2 separate regions of the Homo sapiens genome follow, and region 2 is linked to region 1. The links are chromatin contacts, found by Hi-C or POLR2A ChIA-PET in ENCODE. All regions are on one chromosome and are shown on one strand. Each heading gives the region's core, a stretch centred on a gene start or an enhancer-like site at or near the end of the contact. The rest is flanking DNA. Distances are from core to core; before and after follow the strand shown.

Region 1 (6,163 bases), core at 3,423-5,922:
AAGGGAATCAGAGCTCTTGTTTGGTATTCTCATTACGGCCTATTTATTCCAGACCTTGAGTAGAGACATCATTCAGCAGCTCAGCCTTTCTAAACATGTGCCCCCACAATGAGACTCCATTTGCATAAATCTCCCAAAAGGCCCATCTCCATTCAGGCAGGGCCCCACCCATCCAACCACCTGAGCCCACCTCTCAGAGCCAGAGAGCAGCTGGGCCAGCCCCCAAGACTGAGGAGTCTGATGCATACACTTTCCAGTCTCTGCCTCAGGCAACTTTTTGTTTCATTCTTTTTTAAAATGCATATTATGCTCTTTTGGGCTCATCTCCACAGATTTCAGAGCTCTTTGTTATTAGTTCATGGTAAGGAACTTTGTTCTTTACAATCCTGGACAGACAGCAGGAGATTGAAGGCCTGAGACATTTTTGTCACTGCTGTCATGCTTGCATTACTGAGAAATGCCTATCCCCCTACCCCACGTTCTTACACACTCCACAGGGATGTCTTGAAGCTTCCACACTGCTGCAAGCCTAGCAGGTCAAAATGCACTGACTTTATCTCTCTCATTTCCAAAGTAATACTTGTTCATGGTTTTAAGAAAGAAAATACAGATGAAAAAGTGGAAAAGGAAAAATTCACTCTGATTTGATCACCCAAGACAAGTACTACCAACATTCTGAAACATATTCTTAAAGTCTTTTCTCTTTGTACTAAAGTAAAAACACTTTAAAAAATCTATAGGCTCATAAAAAGCAGATCACAAAGCTTCCAAAATATACATTTGGCCCCACAGTGGAACCAATTTAAATCTGTTTTAAAATAAGTGTGTAGAAGCTGTTAAAGCTTTTCTGCTCTAGTCATGGCAGAACTCCTTCCACATTCTCTGCACAGAGCTCTGAGTTTTCAGTGCAGAAGGAACATAATGGTACTTGTATGTGCACCTGTGTGTATTTAGGGGTGGGGTAGGGTGTGATGTGCCTCCATCAGCCATTCCCCTTAGTAGGTAGCCCAAACTTCTAGTACCTTCCTTGACCCCTGCCCACTTCCTTTTCTATTTTGGAGCAAATTAAGGCTGCTAGGGTTAAATCCTTCTCATATTCCTCATCTCACTGCCTCACTGTCCCTGGACTCACGGGTACCCACTGTCTTGGAAGATGAGGCTCAAGTCAATCCTGGCCCTCAGGGCCCCCATACCATTACCTCCAAGCTTTCTCCTTGTGTTCTTAGCAGGCTCTGAGCTCTCCCTGCCCTTTCATAGCTAAGCTGCTTGAAGCCTTGTGCACCTGATGTCTCTGCTGACCTCTCCCTTACTGTTCATGCACCTGTCCCCTCCATACCAGGGAACTGTTCGCACCAGGTCACTGAGCAACTCACTGTGGCCAAATCCAAAAGTCAATTCTTAGCCCTTGTCTTCCTTGGGGTCTCCTCACTGTCCTTCTCCCTGTCTGTGGGGCTGTGCCTCTCCCCTCCTCTTGGAATCCCGCCCATCCAGGCTACTGGTGTTCCTCAGGGTTCAGGGTTTCACCCCAAGACTCCTTCCTTCCCTGCTCATTCTGCACTCTCTCCTGAACAATCTTCAACTCTACTTCCACCATCACTCGGTGATAATGCTCCAATCACAAGCTCCAACTCAGACCTCTTGAATCTGCAGATCTCTCTATTTGGCTGTCCCAAAGGCACTGTGCACAGCTAAAACGGAACCTGCTGCTTTCTCCCCAAACTGTTCCCTCAAGTCTCCCTTTCCTGGCCCATGGCATATCCATGTACCCTGTCACCTGGGGTAGAAATCCAGTAACCACCACCAATTCCTCTAATCCTCTTCCCCACATCCCATTCACTCCACCAGGTTAATTCTGCCTCAGACTGTGCCTTGAATCCCATGCTCTCCCCTCCATGCCATCATCATGCCTTAGTTCAGCCCATCATCATCTGCCCCAGACTATTAGAGCATCTCCCAGGTCTTCCTGCCTCTAGTCTCTCCCTCAAATCCTGCAACCCACTTCTATCCTTTCTCCCAACTAATTTCCAGAGTAAACTTTCTTAAATGGAAATCTGATCACATTATTCCCCTGGCCTAAAACCTTCACTGGCTCCCTAGGGACCATGGACCAGAGTCCAAGCTCCTGGGCAGGGCTCTTGAGGCCACCATATCTCAGCTCTGGACTACCAATCCAGTGCCACCTCCCTCCGTAAACAGTCCCTCCCTGTGGTCTATTTGGAGTTTCCCAAAGGCAACATTCTAAGTTTTCCTTTCTACCCTCAGGGGCTCCATTTAAGCACCAACCAAACCCTCACCCGCTCCAACTTGCCAGGCACCTCCTTGCTTCTAGCACCCAAATTAAAATGCACCCAGGGATCACCTTCTCTGCTACTTCCTCATGGCCCCAGGCCACATCCAAGGCAGAACCCATTACTTAGCCTTTGTGCTACCACAGCTTGTATGTATAGTATGGAACACGTCATTTAATTACACACCATCTCTCCTACATCACAAGACATTCCTGGAGGACAAGACAACATCTGTCAACTTGTAGCTCAGCAAACTGCTTAGGGCCTGGCACGAAGAATGTATTCAATAACTCAAGCTGAATAATGATACATTTATTGAGCACTTACAGGCCAGGCATAGTTCCAAATGCTTTGTGACAAAACTGTATGTGTTAGTTACTTCTGACAACAAACCTATGAGGTAGAGATTGTGGTATTCCCCATTTTAAACATGAGGTAACAAAGGCAGGGAAGTCAAGCATCTTCCCAAGGTAACACAGCTAATAAGTGGCAGAAGTAGGGTTCTGACCCAGACAATCCAAGTCTAGAACCTATGTCACTATCAGAAGACAAACATATCATTACCAGGTATTTCTGTTAAGTGACTTGGAAAAAACTTTATTTTAATTGCCTGATGTCACAACATCATTCTACCACCACCAACTACCTCAGCACACTAGTATTAAGATTGAAACAGGCCTAGGATACTAAGGCTGTTTCAATAAGTATCTAGGATAATATGATAATATAAAAAGAAACAATGGAAAGTAGTGGAGACAGGTTCTAAAGAAATGCCAATAATTTCAAGGACTCAACATTCCATCCATTTCAAGCAACAAGAATGAAAACCTGCTTAAATTGTTTCAGGGCCATGGGATCAAAGCCCGTGCACACCCACCAGTCTGGGTAGAAACTCCAACAGCTCTCCCAGGAGCATGGTAACCAACCCCAGGCCTGCATCACTGGCCATGTGTCTCCTCCACAGAAAAGTAAAAGGTAGCTAGTTGGTCCCCAAATGGGCTGCTTTCCTCCCTCTGAAGCCAGAAAGCTTTTCCTGTTGGGATTTATAAGTTGCTCGGGGGCAGGGGTGAGAAGTTGCCTGGCATGAGGGAGAATGCAGCACGATACTCCAATGGACCCTCAGGCAAGTCCCCTAACCTGATGCAGTGAATGTGCCAATACTTCTGGGCAAGATGCACAAGGCGCTTCTCTGGCTGCATCCAGCACCTGGCCTGCTGTTCCTCTTCTATGTTCCCACAGGTCCAACATCATGCTGCCATGCTACCCTTCCAGGAAATACTTGCCACCTGGGCTCTGAACACAGCACATGCTCTGTAAGGCTGTTGAAAGAGACTCCAGAAGGGAATACCAATTGCATGTTTGAAGTGAGCCCCAATATTTCCACTCAATGACTTTTGGCAGCTGAAATGAAAATCAGTGGCCGGTAGTGGTCTGAGATAGTCATGGAGGTCTGTTTACAGCAAGGTGTTCACAGAGTGGGATTCAAGAGGGGTCGGGGTGGGGGAGCAGGTAGACAGACGAATTTTCTTTTCCTTAACAATGTGGTTAAATTGACTATAAATCCAGTCATGCACATCATGATGTTTCAGTCAATGACAAGTCCCTCAAGATTATAATACTATGTTTTTACTGTACCATTTCTATGTTTAGATATACAAATATTATCGTGTTACAGTTGCCCACAGTCAGTATTCAGTACAGTAACACGTTGCATGGGTTTGTAGCCTAGGAACAAGAGGCTATTCAATACGGCGTAGGTGTGCAGTAGGCTGTACCATCTAGGTTTGTGTAAGTACAGTCTATGATGTTTGCACAATGGTCAAATTGCCTAACAACACATTTCTCAGAACTTATCCCCATCAAGTGACACATGACTGTATATTCCTCCTTTTCTCAAGTCTCAGATTTGAAATAATTTATGAAGTTAATAAACGATAAGATCCAAAAAAGGAGGGGCAAAAATATACTGATCATAAGGGTTTATACAATTACTGTCATTGTGTAACACTTGGCTTTGAGCTTCCTGGCAGCCAGGACAAAAAGAAACAATCTACATCTGTCACGTTTAAGCATCTTCTGGGAGACAGACATTGTCTCAGAAATAAAGAAGCCCCTCAGGATTCCTGAGGGAGCTCAGAGAATGAGGAATTTGGAAAAGAAAAGGTGGTGAAACCAAGAAATGAGGAAAAGAGAGAGAAGGGTAGTAAGATAAGGGTTTCTGAGTCCAGTTTGTCTTCAAGAGGCTGCCTCCTCAGGACACATGGAGCCATTCTAGACTTATAAACGTCTAAAGTGTTTCCAGAACACAGAAAGCCCCTATAATGACATTACACAACCTCAGAGTGGGCAAGGAGAAGGCGTCAGGAGACCAAACATGAGCCTGACTTGTGCTCCTGCCCACACCCATGCTGCCTCCAGGCCAGCCTGCCTGTCAAGTGAGGCACCTGCCCTGCTCCTCTGTCCATTTGTCCTCCTCCCTCTGTTTAGAGACCTGTCCCTTTTGCCCTATTTCTCAAACGGCTGTCTCACTTCCAAGGGGGCTGTTTACAAATCTGTGAGTCATTTCCCACTTCCCTTTTCTTTTCAAGCTCTATGTGGACCTATCTACTGCTACATTGGAGTAAATCACTGAAAAATGGTCCAGAAGGCTATAGTGGTTGCAATTGTTCAGATATTACACTTGGAATAATTATTCCAAAGCTGAAAGTGGTAAAGTAACTGCTTGAGGGAGACCACAAGGTTTTTATATATATATATATATATGTATATATATATATTTTAAACTAGTAATGATAACAAACCAAAGTGATACACAATGCATACATTGCTTATAACCTTTGGATATAAACTGTTCTGAAAAAGTATGTGCAACATGAATTCTTGAGATATAAAACATAATCCCATTAGGGAACTCCTTAGAACCCTGCAGTGACCACTTTCTAAAAAAAGACGACTGCAATATTAATAAGGAACCCCTAACTTACCTGCTTATCACCTGGGCTTCCAACTCTGCTCCTTGGAATCCCAGGGTGCCCCAGCAGTGCCTTAGGAGCTCCCGCTTCTGCAGCCCCACCTCTCTGTTTTGCATACTGGGTTTTGCATGAGATATCATGTGCTGGGGATGGGCAGAGGCAGGTGGTAGCATGAAGACCCTAAAATAGGGCACATCTATAGAACATGCTCTCAGTTGCTTCCCTTACTAATGGTAGATATTTGACAAATTCTTCATTTTTGGGGCCAGTTATCTTTGGGGCTACCAGCAAAATACACCTCTGGGAAGCTAACTGTTGTTTAGGATACAGTCTGTGCCTCTCACTGCTTTGGGATTGGAAGCTGGCAACACACCACAGTGAGAATCATGCTGTTCTGCATCCACTGCAAGGGCCAGCTGGCCAAGGTCCCTGGAGAGGCTGTACGCTTCAATGCAGTGGGTAAAGAACCCATGTATGTGAGGGCAGTGGGAATGCCAGGGCAGAAGGCTCCCCTCTCACTGCCCAACATCCAGTTCCCTGTTTTCACATGCCTTACAGAAACCAATGACCTCCACACACACTCTCTCCAACCCTGATCCTCCATCAGCTCCAGACTGACTATCTACTGCCCACCTAGCATCTCTCCTTGCACATAATATAGTGGCAGTCTGACTAGAACATAAGCCTTGATTTCTCCTCCAAAATCAATAATGGGCACCAGTGCTCCCCAGGCTGCTCTAGCTAAGACTCTGGAAGGTATACTCTCCAATCTCTCTCCATTCTGTCAGTTCTGAACTGCATTCTCAGGCCTGGCCTGAGAGGTAAATGTGAGGGAAACGTGGGAGCTCTAAAGCATTCGAATACCCAGGGCCCTGCCCCCAGACCAATTATAGTAGTCTCTGG
Region 2 (5,754 bases), core at 1,643-4,142, 57 kb after region 1:
GTCTTACTGTTTATCTCACACAGGGATGCAGCAATCTGGAAAATGACTTGGTGGAGCTGAGAGCCTTGGGGGTAGTTGTGCAGGCTGCCACCCCTAGCCTCTGCAGTTGCTTTCCTGCATCTGGATTCAGAGGCGTCAAGGCCCTCTCAAGTCCTGGCATCCTGTCCATCTCATCTCCTCTTGTTGTCCTCTCTCCCCACCCTCATGTATATGAATAATCAGTACCCCTGTTTGACAGATTCAGACTTTTTTTTCTTTTTCTAATGTTATGGGAAAATCTTTCCAAAGGCCCTTTTTTTTTTTGAGATGGAGTCTCACACTATCGCCCAGGCTGGAGTGCAGTGGTGCGATCTCAGCTCACTGCAACCTCCGCCTCCCTGGTTCAAGTGATTCTGCCTCAGCTTCCCGAGTAGCTGGGATTGCAGGTGCCCGCCACCACTCCCAGTTAATTTTTTTGTATTTTTAGTAGAGACGGGGTTTCAGTATGTTTGCCAGGCTGGTCTTGAACTCCTGACCTTGTGATCTGCCTGCCTCAGCCTCCCAAAGTGTTGAGATTACAGGCATCAGCCACCACATCCAGCCCCCGAAGGCCTTTTTGACCTTTAACCCTGACTTTGCATTTCATAGAGGTGATCACTTCCCAGCCTTTTAGATCGAAATCATCTTTTCATAAGAGTTTTAGTCATACTTGGGATCTCATCCCATGTTACAGTTAGGGGCCAGGGGAGAAGACACACAAGTCATTACTCTGGGGAGGATACACCTGTAACTGAAGAGATTGAGGCAGGGATTTAGGCATGGATGTTTTTATCTCAACATTGTTGAGAATGGAACCAGTGGCAGAGTTGAATCCACACTGCTATGGGAATGTGAAAGACCTGATAAGGTAGAGATTTGTGGTTGGTTCTTTGTATTCTTAAAATGATTCTTGGGCCCAGAGACAGAATAACAGTTTCATAAAGAAAAATATATTTTTTTATATTGGGGTGGTGGTTGTTTTTTGAGACAGGGTCTTGCTCTGTTATCCAGGCTGGAGTACAGTGGCACAGTCACAGCTCACTGCAGCCGTGAACTCCTGGGCTCAAACAATCCTCCCATCTCAGCCCCCTGAGTAGCTGGGTCTACAGGCGCATACCACCATGCACAGCTAATTTTTAGTTTTTTGTAGAGATGGGGTTTCACTCTGTTGCCCAGTCTGGTCTTGATCTCCTGGCCTCAAGCAAAATCCTCTTGCCTTGGCCTCCAAAAGTGCTGGGATTACAAGCATGAGCCACTACTCCCAGCCATATTGAGTTTTTTTGTTTTGTTTTGTTTTTGTTTTTGTTTTTTTTACCTCTCGTGTCTGCTCTGTAGGGACTGATTATTAATTTTGTGGGTTGTCCCTCTTGATGTGTTTCGATTCTAACATTTCACTGCCTTTAGCATCTCAGCATGGCAGTAAACACCAAAGATCCCATCCAGGTACTGACTTTGGTCACACCTGAGCAGTTCTGCTTAGAGGCTTCATGGGAGGTGAATGAGAAGCTGCTTACTAAAATGTCCTTGGCATCATCTGTTTCTTCTCCAGACAGACTCTGGATTCCCTGTGGTCTCCCTATAGTACAGTGTCACCTGGCTGTACCCAAGCCCAGATTTGATTGACAACTTTGTTGCTTGTTGCAGTGGCAGCAGGATAGTGAAGCATGAGCTAATGGCCAGGGCAGGCTTTGCTGCTCTCTGTTTGTTGCCTGGTGGGGGCTGGTGTTTGTCTCTCTTTTTTATTTTTTTGATATGACGATTTTTACAAAATTTATTATGTTGTTGGGGTCTGTGGTTTTTGTTTTAATTTGCTTTAATTAAATAAAAGTCCTCTAAGGCAGATGGAATGTGTACAATGTCAGAAAGACTAGCTGGCAGAAAGGAATGCTTTTCTGGTCAGAGTGTGTGTGCCTTACAAGGGGGTGTGTGCTCTCTCCCGTCCCTTCTCCACAGACTGGCAAGCGTGTGGGCAAGGTACTGCATGCCTCCTTGCAGAGTGTTGTGCACAAGGAAGAAAGCCTGGGGCCCAAGAGACAGAAAGTTGGATTCCTGGGATGATTTGCACATCAACTGCTCAACTGTGGATTGTTTTTTACTTTTCCTTTTAAACCGGTTCGTATATATTTTTCTTCGCTGTTACGAATTTACAGCAGCATTTGTACATGTAAAATTAAAGGCTATTTTCTGGTCTGGTTTGGTATGTCTAGAGTTCTTCAGTTGAAGCCAAGGCACCATTCAGTGACCCATCTGGGTCTGGCCCTTATCTAGTGAGTGGCAGACAAATCCAGAGCTCTGCCACCAAGGGAGACCCCCACAAGCTGGAGTAAAGACCTGACAGAAACTGGTTTACAGGAAATGCTTATGATATGTATTTTGTGAATTTTTTTCCCCTTGAAGAACTTTAAAAATAAGAATCACAAAGAAAAGTTCATTCACCTTGTGTATTTGGGTGGTTCTGGGAGAGGAAAAAAGAGGAGGCACTCTGCTGCAGGTACACACCCAGGGCGTCTGTCTGTCTGGTTAGCCATCCCAAATCCTGGGAAAGTCCAGCTCTGACTTCCTGCCCTCCAAGAGATCCGAATGGAATTCCCTAGGTTCAGGGGCTTTAGTGGCAGCCACTTTGGCCCTTAGCCATCCTTTCTTATCACTCTTGTTTTGAAATTGCTTTGTGTTTTATAACCACTCCCTGGTGTTTCCTAAGATTTTGTTTTGTCAGCATTAAGAAGGCAGCTTTCAAGATGTTGTCATTTGATAATTCAGCTGCCTTCATGCTCTCAGCATTGAAAGGAAGACTATGCTTGCTGGCCCAGAAGGCTCTTCCTATAAGCCTGTAGTCTCACTGTGCAGTGTGTTAAAATTAAGTCTCTTCATGTGTAGAGCAGCCTTTGTTTTTTTTTCTAGGGGAACTGAAACTCCTAAATCTTAAAACACCCTGGGGAAGGAGCTGATTCACGAAGGAGAGCGTTTCAACCGTGGCATTTGCTCTCTGCATTCCAGTTAGCAAATGGGGTAAGGCGTTAGGAATTTATCACCAAATGGAAAGAACATAATGTGAGCTGAAGCCCTTGGGACTGCTTCCAGAGGTCCTGGTGTGGGCGTTCCTCCCAGCAAGGCCAGGTCCATCCCTGTGGAGAGAAGCAGCTGCCTAGACTTGGGCTTAATGGGGGAGCTTCTGCCCTGTTGAGAGCATAGCCTGGGTTTTCATCTTTTATGTTTCTTCAGTGACTATCTACAGGCACCATGACAGTGTTCCCAACAAGGCAGAAATCAGCCTGGTCTCTCCTTCCCTGCTCCTGGTTGACTGCCCGTGACATGACAAAACATTGGCAGTGGTGGCGCAGAGATGCAACTCGAGTGTGAATAAAGTTTAGAAGCATTTGCTTTTGATGGTTGATTCCAGTGGATCATTTTGAGATGCATAAATTAGAATGGGTACTGTCATATATGTCAGACTCAGCTCTGCTTCACTTCCCTTCAGACAGACAGATGAGGCTTTGCCATGCCAGTGGTATGACAAGCAGCTACCAGCTTGGATGGCTGGCTAAGCACTTCCAGTAAAAATGGAGAAAGAAGAGAAAAAGATGGTGGAATCTGTTTCTAGCCACCCCATACCTTTCCCTGAAGGCCACCCCTACATGTAATATACGTATATTGCAAATGAAACAAAACACCATATGAGCAGGGACTCTCCAGGAGAGGCATTTATTGGAAAGATCTGATTGTTGCAACTGTCAGAGTGAGAGAAGAGAAAACTGAAGACAGAGACTGGCAAAGACTTGGAAAAATATTATCCTGGGACAGACCTGTTTGATCCAGCAGAGCCACAGCTGTCTTTAGTGGTCTTTAAATAAACATTAGGTAGAAGAACATTGAAGTTGGTCAAAGTAAGGGCGGAGTATAAGAAATGCAATGTTAAATAATATTCAAGTGGGTTTTTGTCTCTGATTCTTTAGTCTTCCAAATCACGAGTTAATTTTTTTTCTTTTCTTTGTTCTTAGAGATAGGGTCTCACTCTGTCACCGAGGCTGGAATGCAATGGTGCAATCATAGCTCATTGCAGCCTCAAACTCCTGGGCTCATGTGATCTTCCCACCTTCCTGGGACTGCAGGCATGCCACCATGCCCAGCAAATTATTTTTTTAAAATGAGGGTCTCACTATGTTGCCCAGGCTGGTCTTGAGCTCCTGGCCTCAAGCAATCCTCCTGCCTTGGCCTCCTAAAGTGCTGGGATTACAGGTATGAGCCACTGCACTGGGACATGAGTTTAGATTTTTTTCTCGTTGTTGAGACGGAGTCTCGTTCTTTTGCCAGGCTGGAGTGCAGTGGCGTGATCTCACCCACTGCAGTCTCTGCCTCTCGGGTTCAAGCGATTCCCCTGCCTCACCCTACTGAGTAGCTGGGACTACAGGCGTGCACCACCACACCTGGGTAATTTTTTTTATTTTATTAGAGACAGGGTTTCACCATGTTGGCCAGGATGGTCTTGATCTCCTGACCTTGTGATCCGCCTGCCTCGGCCTCCCAATGTGCTGGGATTACAAGCGTGAGCCACAGCACCTGGCCGAGTTTAGAATATTAACAGTAGTTTGTTTGCTCAGTAAAGCCAGTTGTCTAACATACAAACTGCCAGTAGAGAATAAGTCTTCGCTATTCCAGACTTTTTGGAAAACAATCTGGCAGTGTGCATTAAAAGCCTTAAAAGACCGGGTGTGGTGACTCACGCCTGTAATCCCAGCACTTTGGGAGGCTGAGGTGGGCGGATCATGAGGTCAAGAGATCGAGACCATCCTGGCCAACATGGTGAAACCCATCTCTATTAAAAATACAAAAATTGGCATGGTGGCACACGCCTGTAATCCCAGCTACTTGGGAGGCTGAGGCAGGAGAATTGCTTGAACCCAGGAGGTGGAGGTTGCCGTGAGCCAAGATCGCGCCACTGCACTCCAGCCTGGCTACAGAGCGAGACTCCTTCTCAACAAAAAGCCTTAAAAATGTTTGCCCTTTGACCTAGTAATTCTACTTCTGGGCATGTAATCAAAGTAAATAATTTATGATACAAGGGGAGTGGAAACATTAATACAGAGGAGTTTATCCCAGTGTTATTTATACATCCCAAATAATGGCCATAAAGTAACTGCTAGTTAGTGGGGAAACAATGTTCCATGCATTGCTAGATGCCTCTGATGGATTACCTTCTGTCCTCAGCCTCGCCTCTGCCTCTACGGCAGTCAGACCGTAGCTAATAGATTATGTGTTCTGAGGGTTAAGACATGGGCAGCCAATCAGGATTTTACTCAACTTGTCAAAATTAAAAATAATAATAATTGGAGCATAAAAAGCTTATGTCAACCACTATAATGGGAAATTCCAGTCCTTCACCCAGTTTCCGTAAGCCAGTTCACAGATCAAAGTCCATTGACAGGAGGGAGGTTGGTGTCTTTAAATAAGAATCCTGTAATATCACCATCAGCACCTACAATAATAGTTCTCCAGTCTGGAATACCAGCATTGAGGAAAGGTGATTTGAAGCCTTTTGAATCTGGGTTTTGACTTGATGCCTGTATTAGGAGACCTGAAATGCCACCAAGGCTCTCCAGTCAAAGGGGATGGGGGATGGAGGCTAGGTAATAAATGGATGGTACAAGTAAGTCTGGCTCACAATGGTCATTAGGTCCTGGGATAATTTCCTTCCCCAAATGTGTAGGTGGGATGGATGTGGTACAATTGAGATGTCAT

Evidence for each region. A loop is a pair of places that touch in the nucleus more often than their neighbours do. ChIA-PET counts read pairs that join two places held with the same protein, here RNA polymerase II (POLR2A). Pooled maps may share reads with other maps.
Region 2: a loop to region 1 is called in a pooled map, with 2.1 times the contacts of the local background. The contact joins two enhancer-like sites. A Hi-C loop is called at or near these places in 1 of 50 pooled maps. POLR2A ChIA-PET finds 5 or more read pairs at or near these places in 7 of 52 experiments (Caco-2, GM12878, H1 and 3 more).

What each region holds. Positions count from the first base shown.
Region 1 is chr3:44,950,426-44,956,588 of GRCh38, forward strand. All of the region lies in intron 2 of ZDHHC3 (zDHHC palmitoyltransferase 3), which reads right to left. Among named protein-coding and RNA genes, the nearest start is that of ZDHHC3, 23 kb to the right of the region's middle. Within about 2 kb of position 4,673, at least 9 of the 41 ENCODE cell types and tissues checked have a DNase peak (open chromatin) inside an H3K27ac peak, as active enhancers do.
Region 2 is chr3:45,009,264-45,015,017 of GRCh38, forward strand. EXOSC7 (exosome component 7) reads left to right here. Exons shown (of 8, transcript NM_015004.4): 8 at 1,972-2,208. The coding sequence ends at 2,076. Among named protein-coding and RNA genes, the nearest start is that of CLEC3B, 14 kb to the right of the region's middle. RefSeq lists an enhancer at 2,831-2,950. Within about 2 kb of position 2,893, at least 24 of the 41 ENCODE cell types and tissues checked have a DNase peak (open chromatin) inside an H3K27ac peak, as active enhancers do.